2 separate regions of the Homo sapiens genome follow, and region 1 is linked to region 2. A link is an interaction called in ENCODE POLR2A ChIA-PET data of the cell type or tissue named here. Cell type or tissue: Panc1. All regions are shown on one strand. Each heading gives the region's core, and the rest is flanking DNA. Links, peaks and the distances in the headings are about the cores only.

The links. Peaks named below come from ENCODE experiments on the same cell type or tissue, not always from the same donor. Only the 100,000 strongest peaks of a DNase experiment are listed, where the experiment ranks them.
Region 1: POLR2A ChIA-PET joins it to region 2 with 5 read pairs; 1 of 35 experiments calls an interaction of 5 or more read pairs at or near these places.

What each region holds. Positions count from the first base shown.
Region 1 is chr6:124,260,664-124,265,071 of GRCh38, forward strand. The region is part of intron 1 of NKAIN2 (sodium/potassium transporting ATPase interacting 2); the gene reads left to right. Among named protein-coding and RNA genes, the nearest start is that of NKAIN2, 460 kb to the left of the region's middle. In Panc1, for the core only: no CTCF peak of the experiment used is centred there; no DNase peak of the experiment used is centred there; H3K27ac peaks cover 423 bases.
Region 2 is chr6:124,695,066-124,699,473 of GRCh38, forward strand. The region is part of intron 4 of NKAIN2 (sodium/potassium transporting ATPase interacting 2); the gene reads left to right. Among named protein-coding and RNA genes, the nearest start is that of RNF217, 270 kb to the right of the region's middle. In Panc1, for the core only: no CTCF peak of the experiment used is centred there; no DNase peak of the experiment used is centred there; H3K27ac peaks cover 865 bases.

The sequences.
Region 1 (4,408 bases), core at 224-4,223, 430 kb before region 2:
AGCCACTGGAGAACATTTAGCAGAGGGGTGACATGATTTTATTATATTTTAAGAGGATTACTCTGGCTTTTATCCTGTAAATAGATTGCAAGGGAACAAGGGCATGGAAAAGTCTCTAATATATGAGCTATTGTAGAGAAAATTTTGATATAGTTGAGACCCATTGAATTCTAATTCTATAAATTCTCCTTTTCCTGTGCTGCAGTCTGAGAATTTTGAGCAGTGAAATTCTAACTTCTACATTTGTACTTACATCCACTCAACACTCAATAATTGTGCTGAGAGTAATATGTGTAAGATGCAGTTCTTGGCCCTGTGAGAAATACTGTGATGAACTAGAGAGGACTGCCCGCAAGAAATTCTCATTTCAGAAGCTGTGATATAACCTGTAAATGTTAGACTTCAAGAACATTTATAGAGATGGAAAAATAGCATAAAAGATTGGCTACAGTGATGTGGTTATTCAGGTCTCTGAGAAAAACTCTGAGGCCAAAAATGTCATCTAAAAAGATTCCAGATAGGAGAAATAAACAGATAAGCTGTGATACAATCTCGTCTTGTTTTACTTTTCTTTCGTTCCTTGTTTTCATTTTTCTTTTTTACTCTCTTTCTTTTTACTATTATGCAAGAAAACTAAGCATGTTGACATCCATTACTCACAGCCTTAACTGATCACTTTGCCAAATCTCTAAGTTTACAGATGACTACCTAGTTTCCATTTTGAATTATCAAGGAATTAACACTTCAACAATGTTAGTTGCACCTGATTTACATGTTTGAATCCCTCAGACCTCGAGGGAAGTATCTTAGTAACAACCTAGGTGACTGTCATAGTCATTGAGATGTAGTTGAACTGTAGCTGTTAAATGGAAAACATTCTACCACATTAATAGTTGAGGTTTAAATGGCAATTTGAGGCCAGCATGGTACATGACGCCCGTAATCCTAGCACTTTGGGGGCCAAGGTAGGTGGATCACTTGAGGTCAGGAGTTCGAGACTAGTCTGGCCAAGATGGCAAAGCCCCACCTCGGCTAAAAGTCCAAAAATTAGCAGGGCATTGTGGCGTGCACCTGTAATCCCAGCTACTCGGGAGGCTGAGGCAGGAGAATTTCTTGAATCCGGGAGGCAGAGATTGCAGTGAGCCAAGATCACGCCACTGCAACAATCCAGCCTGGGTGAAAGAGCATGATTCCATCTCACACAAAAAAAAAAAAAAAATTTTGAAATGGGGACAGCCTTAATATCCATGCTTTGTTTTTTTCTCTTCAGGCTGGGTTGAGGGTCTCTCCTCTGCTTGCCTGTCACCCAGTAAGTACCTATGTTAGTGGAATGTATCAAAATTAACTGAAAATTTGCGTGTGCCACTCTGCCATCTCTTTGAGGGCAGAGCCAGGTGTTATTCACACCTGTTTATGACCACCACAGGGCCTGACAGACGTTAGTTGTTCCATAAATGTTTATTGCATTAAACCGTTGAACTGGCTGTGACTATGGTACTTAGGCGACTTTCTTATGGAAGGCAAATAGACATTGAATAATCATTTTTGAATGCCAAATATTTATCAAATATCATGCACTCATAATCCAAGGATGCATCAAATTCCATTGCCGTCCTGGAAGAGCCCAAAGTCCAGTGGGGGAGAGAGACTTGAAAACTCATAATTGTGACATGGGGATGTGACTAAACAAGTTTAATCTGAGATTTAGACAGCACAGGGAAGGGCTACTCATCTCTCTTGAAATTGCAGCAGGATTCGCTGAAAAAGTTTAATAAAGAGCTTGAAGAGTGGAATTTGTTTTGTCTTCTAAAGAAAAGTTGGAAACATTACAGGAAATGCACACCAGATATTGAAAGCTCTAGAGGTATAAAAGTAAAAATGCTGTCAATTCCTAAAATAGTTTAGACCTTGTTTGTGAGCATATTGGGTAAGTGGGATGAGAGCTTAAGCCAAAAGCTAAAGGGATTTATCACATATGAGAATGAATTTGAATGTATAGATTAGTTGAAAAGAAATGGAAAGTTATATAGAAATGGTAGGCTAGAATTGTATTTTAGAAAGGTCATTTTGGTGACATATGGAGGGTAGATTAGAAAAGGAAAAGACCAAAAACTGGAAAACCAGTTAGGTTAATAACAAGCAACGATGGGACCTCACATTGTGTATTGCTGTGGTTGGAAATGTGGACTCTGGATCAAGTCTACCTGGGTTTGCCTTCTGGTCTCCATGACCTTGAGCAACTTAGTTAACCACTTGGTGCTTCAGTTTTCTCATCTGCATAAGGAGAATAATAAGGAAAGCTCTTTAAGGGATATTACAAGTATTAAATTAATGAAGCATATAAAGTTCATGACAAATAGTAACCATTTAGTAAGTGTTGCTTGTTATAATTAAAAACTTATTGGACTATCATAAACATTCTGTGAGGAAGATGCAGTGTTTACACTCATTTTATAGTTATAAATACTAAGGCTTCTAGGGTTTAAGTCACTATGATGGCTAAATACTATATTTCGTACATTTGCATATGAAGTACACATACAAGCAGTCATAAGACAGTGGGTAAAATAAGAGTTTATTATTTACTAATATCTATCAATGGATCTTGAATTTGATAGATTTATTAAAATCATGCAGTCATGAAGCTCTCATTCCCTTTAGATTTTTGCTACAAATTCAGAAGTTTAGAGTATAACTGAAGCAACCACAGGGCATCCGTAGAAAACGAGGTTTGAGACTATACAGCAGAAAAGTATAGACTATAAATGATAACTTTTGCTCATTGGCCTTGCTCTGCGGACACAAGCTTCAGTCTGCCTGACTCTGTACCTATATTTCTCCTGTCAACTGAAGAGATACTCTGTAGACTCTTAGTTTCCTAACATGGCCATGTTAATACATTTTACAAAGTTGCATATCTTGTCAGAAGAAAAAAATCATTACATAGTTAATTCCTAGTCTTCTGTCATACTAACAGGCCAGATAAGGTCTAAGGTCTAAGAACTTGTTTGTAAACCGTATCATCTATGCTACTATAAATGTTTGTTTGTTTGTTTAATTTAAACAGCACGTGACAACACCATCTGCCAGCTTAGCAAATGTCCTATGTCCCTCATGGTTCTTTTAAGACAGGTAGTTCTTTGTTACACTGTTACTCAGATATGCATAATATCACTTGGTTAAAAAAAGATTCAAATTTCAGAACCATCTGTGCTTTATCAAGCAATCTATATGGGTGAGTTTCTGATGTGCAAACTATGGAAAATGGCAATTTTGAAGCACCTATCAGATAAATTTTCAGGAATGTGATGAAGGAGCAGATAAAAATCTGTTTTCCTTGTAGGAAAAAGGAAATAGAATACCCTGTGGATAAGTCCTAACTACCTCTTAATAGGTGTTAGACTTCCCCAGCTCATATGGGTTTAAGGCATCACAATTCACAAAGTAAAAGTTTATTTTAATTTTCATAAGAACAATTTATGTGTGTAGCAGAGGGAATGAGAAGCTATTTAACATTGGAGAAGTGCATTAAAAATTATTCAATATTTATTTAGTAGTATTTTGTTTAAACTCTCCTTTTGGATCCTGAGTTCCATAGCTTCTAGTACGCAGATGCCTCACCTCAGCAACCACTCCTGTATTCACTCATCTCCTCTTGCCTCTGTCACTGCCCAGTCTGGGAGATCTCCTAAAACATTACCCGGATGGTATGGAAAACAATAAGCCATAGTTGGCAAATATATATTAAACTTTGAAAGGTTATTTTTTTCTTTATACAGTTCTAAATTTTGGTTCGATTTTTCAGGGCAATCATAAGTTACATTCTAATTAAAAATAAGTCTAATATAGAAAAAATCTATAGTTGGTTATTTCAAATGGCCAATTGCTTCTGATGAAATTGCTCTATAAAATAGATATAAGACCTCCTGTATCACTAAATCTTAATTACATTGTGGAATGTGGAAACTAGCACTACTCAGTAGCTGTAGAAAAAGATTGGACCCCCAGTGGGGAAAGGATGCTGAATAGCAGCTACCATAGCCTTATCATTTTTGCATTTTTGTGATAAATTCTTGAGTAGGGCAGCATCTAAGTATAGTTTTTAATTTTTAGTTGCTTTTTTAAAATCTATATCTCATTCAGTGTTACCTAATATTTAATAACAATAGTGTTTGAACTTGTCTGTGCCAGCTATATAAAATGGTGAATAAAACACCATTCCAATCTTTAATATGTTTAAAATCTAGGTATAAGTCATTTACAATTGATATCTCATAATTTTTATAATATATGTGTTGATAGAAATCACTGCATAAATTTCACCATTTATGCAGACAGGTCCACATCCAAATTATATGGACATATAAGCTGTATGTATATTATATAGCTATATACGTGGATGTACACA
Region 2 (4,408 bases), core at 319-4,318:
AGTGTTTTTTCAGTAGTGCATGGAAAGACTGTTCTTTGCTTCTTTTAATGTCTTCATTTGTCTTTAACTAGGTAAACAGGATTTACTGCTACTGTAGCCTACCCAGAAAAAAAAAAAAAAAGTAGAACCTCAGAACAGATTTTCAATATGGATGATACCTTGTGGTCCATCAGGGATTAATAAACAACCCTTTCTGCCTCTGCTTCTGAAAATACTTTAGACTGCAGAAGATTTAGATACAAACGTATATGTCAGAGAGATTGACCAGCTCAGAACACCAGCCATCAAAACTCATTTAAGGGTTTCTTAGGGCAAATCTATTCTTACCAGGACAATAGCATGAATCTCAGACAAATATTTTAAAGATCTCATAACTCTCTTGCAAGAATTTTCCTTGAACTCCACTTATTGATTTGATTCTGAGAGCTTTATGAAGGTTAAATATTGTTCTGTGCATTCACATAATGCAATGGTCTTATATTGATAACAGTAGCCTGAGTAACCAAATTTTAAGCCATGTCTATTTTAAAACGAGAGTTCTGGCAGATATGAAGAAATCTGCTTTGTGACTTGAAAGGACATTTATTTTCAGAGGACTATGTTGCATTAAAAAATATTTCATTTTCCTATTACCTTAAGTGAAAAAGGAAATGGAATGCAAACTCGGCTAAAGTAGGAGGGTTCAAAGAACACATAGGTTCATATAGGAAGGAGGGCTGCAGGAACAGAAAGATGTGCTATCTTTTCTCACCCATCATAAGGGCCATGGCCAACACTCCTCTAAGTAAAGACTGGTTAACAAGAGAAAGGCATAACAAATTTATTTAAGCAAAATTTTATGTAGCATGATGGCATTCAAAATGAAGACCCAAAGATGCAGGGGAAACTGCTTTTGTGCTTAGGTTCCTTGAAGAATGGACAGCCTTGTAGACATGTGATTGGACATAATGGTGGGATCTAATGGCAATAGACTGAGAGGGCAAACTCATCTGTCTGTTCAGATTCTTCTTGGTCTCTCTGTGTAGCATTTCATCCTCTCAGGTAGGAGGAAGGACCTCTGTGAGAGTCTTCAGGGAGAAGGTAAAGAGTGATCTTTCTAGATTTGATTGCTTGCTTTGGAGGAGAGGGGTTCTAGCTTCCATGACCTACCTTGGAGAAGATGAATTCTGGTTTGTATGAATCACTTTGCATGCGAATGTGAAGTGGGAGACAGGAGGAAAGGAGAAGCTCAGAGAGAGAGTTTGCTTCTGAGGCTGCTTCTGAGGTTTTCCAATTTCCTTTCATTAAAAGTACTCAGTATGCCTAAGTGCCATATTTTGGGGCATCATTTTCCGAGCCCCAAAAGGGCCACATACAAACTGGTTTTGCTTCAGAGTTTTCTCCCTGCCGCAAGCCACCTCCCATGCCCTGAGACCTGCGGGATTGAAAATAGGCCTCCAGATTTGCTGTCTACCGGACAAAAAATGGATGTTCCTCTTATAAGCCTGATATTGCCTCATAGCTGGTCTTTCTTGTGCTATCATCATGGGAAAACACATAAATCCCTCATAACAGAAGCAAATACTTAGCTATCTGTGTCACCCTGACAAGTTAAATTGCTGAAACCTCAAGCATGTTTAGGTGTCTTCTTGAGAATCAAACCCAATTGATATGTTGTTTTCTGCGCTTGATTGTATAAATTTACAAAAAAGTAAAAGGATCTATTTTTTTTTTTTTTTTGCAGGAAAATAAGTAGCTGTATAGGTCAAGAAGATTGAAATAACAGAATTTAGGGAACTTGTTCCACAGTTGAAACAATCAGTACTTATTTAGGCTACTGTAATTTGTTTGACACTTGCATGAATAGGGGTTCCAAACAAGGTCACTTGCGATTTAGTAAGTGCCTCAGTAGCAAAGAAAACTAAAAGATGGATTTTTTTCTATTGACTCCCTGCATGACCTTCAATGAGTTATTTGCGCATAGCTTTTGTTACCTCCATTATAAAATAAAAATCATAATATTAATCGTTTTTCCCCAGGGTTTTCTTTAAATCTTGAAAAGTTTTTAAAAATTAAAGTGCAGTATAATCATTAAGGGTCTAAGAGTCAGAACACATAACCTGGGCATCTGCAGAATCCCTAGGTCTTAAAATTCCCAAAACAAATCAACTAGATTTTCACAATGTAAAGGTAATGAATATGACAACAGTAGTGGTGAGGTGAGATGTAGGAATCAGAAGAAGAAGGAAAAGATGTCTTGTGTTGAAAAACACAATTAAATTAATTAGATGATGGTGTTTCTGGCTTAATCCTTGGTTACTCAACAGATTTTTTAATCTAGTGGCTCATTAACCATGTAATACCTAACTTATATTCTAAGATTTTCATCACAATTTGTTTCTTCATATAAAACATCTATTATTTTTTCATATCGCAGTTATGAGTACACTTCTGTGTCTTTATCACACTAGAGCTCTCCTAAATGATAAACATTATGACAATTTAATATTTACTCTGTATAAGCTATGCTTTTATAAAGTCCAGCAGAAACTGATGCAGGATTTCAGCCTGCAAAATAAGTGTAGGTTAATAGGCATTTGTTTTTTACTTGCAGCACTTCAGCTAACTTTTCCAGTCTATATTGTTTCTGTTTCAAATGCTACATTTTATTATTCCTATAAAGCAAACATTAGGTAATATTTCTATTGTATACTAACAGGGATCAGCAAAAGATGTATGTACTAGAATATATTCTCTAAGAAGAATTCAGGGTTTCATTTAGTCCTGCCGCTAAAACTCCTATATCTTACACACTGGCACCACATAGACTTGAAATCCATCTTGGTGGCTGGTCTGTCTAAATGAGTCAGCAAGGATGGTGTGTATCTTACATTCAGAAGTCTTAGTTTGATGGGGTTGTACGATCCCTGACTTCATTACAAGTACACCTGTGACTGAACAGGTGATGAAACATGGAGCAAATACACAGAGACAGATGGATTCAGACTGGCATAATTGTAGTCTTACTTCATTATTATTTTCCCAGGCTCCAGGTGATTTCTATTTTTCTTTATAGCATCACTTGTCTCAGGAAGTCCCAGTGGACCTTGAAACAGAAGAGAAAGATGCATCCTGGTTTTTATCTAAGCCAGTTTGCAGTGTGGGCACTTCAGAGGGTTGTGCTATGAAAAAGCAATTAGCTTCTTGAGTCTAGGGTGCCATTTAAAATATCTAAGCTACTGTGCTTCATCATAAAATTGACCTTTTTAATTTTTTATGTTAGAAATCTCCACTAAAAGTGTTAGCATAAAAAAATGTGCAGCTCCAGGGAAAATATGAAAGGCTTGGGAAGGAGTAGTGAAAGTCTGTGTTACCCTGAAGAAAATTTGAAATCAGCTCCACTTGGATATAATAAATACCATGTCATGAAGTACCCTGTGCTTAATTTTTAAATAATTGGTATCATTAAGTAACATAACAATGACATAGCAACACCAGTTTTGCATAAGTAGGCAGGCAGTGTATCTTAGATTTACAACCGACTTACAATCTTGCAGGATAATTACTTTGCTCTCTAGAAAAGAAGTCCTTTTCTCATTACCTTTGACTGTCATTCCTATGCCATAATCATCTTAATGTGATTGTAATTTATGTATTGTGTTTTTCAAAGCTATATCAGATTTGCCATTTTAATTTTCCTGTCCAACTCCAAAGTTTCAGTGGGAAAAAGTCAACGTCAATTTACAAAACGTAGGGGGAAGTTATTTAGGAACAAGAGAATTTCCACAGAAGGTCATCATATTCATTTATGCATCCCATAGTTTTGTCACTGCCAGTAATAACACAGAATGTTTTCTAGAGGGGTGTAGAGGTTAGTGCAGGGTAAAGGTTGAGAGTTAAATTACTTGTGATCCAGGCCTAGCAATTCCACTCATTAACTGTAGGGCTTTTGGCAAATTATTTAACCTTTTGGTCCTTCAGCTTCCCTGTCTATAAAATGAGATTGCAATCTAGTTAGTTGTAGTTGTAGATCCACCCCAAAGCTTAGTGGCTTAAAGCAATAATTTAGTAATTACCTCTCAGAGTTCTGTAGGTTAACCAAGTTTGGCTATGTGGTTCTGGCTTGAGGAACTCAGTCACATGATGTCTGGGCCTGAGGGGAAGTCATGTGGACTGAGCATTCAAGGTGGCTCACAGTTGATGCTAGCCATTGTTGAAGCTTAGCTGGAATGTGAACCAGAGTGCCTCCTGATGGCCCTGCCATATACTTCAGCTTCTCATAGCATGGCAGCTCAGTTTGGAGGGGGACGGCAACCCAGGAAAGTGCCTTCCTAGTGACCCAAGAGGAGGCTGCAAGGCCTTTATGAACCAGCCTTGTTATACGGTTTTGATCTCTGTCCCTGACCAAATCTCACGTCAAATTGTAATC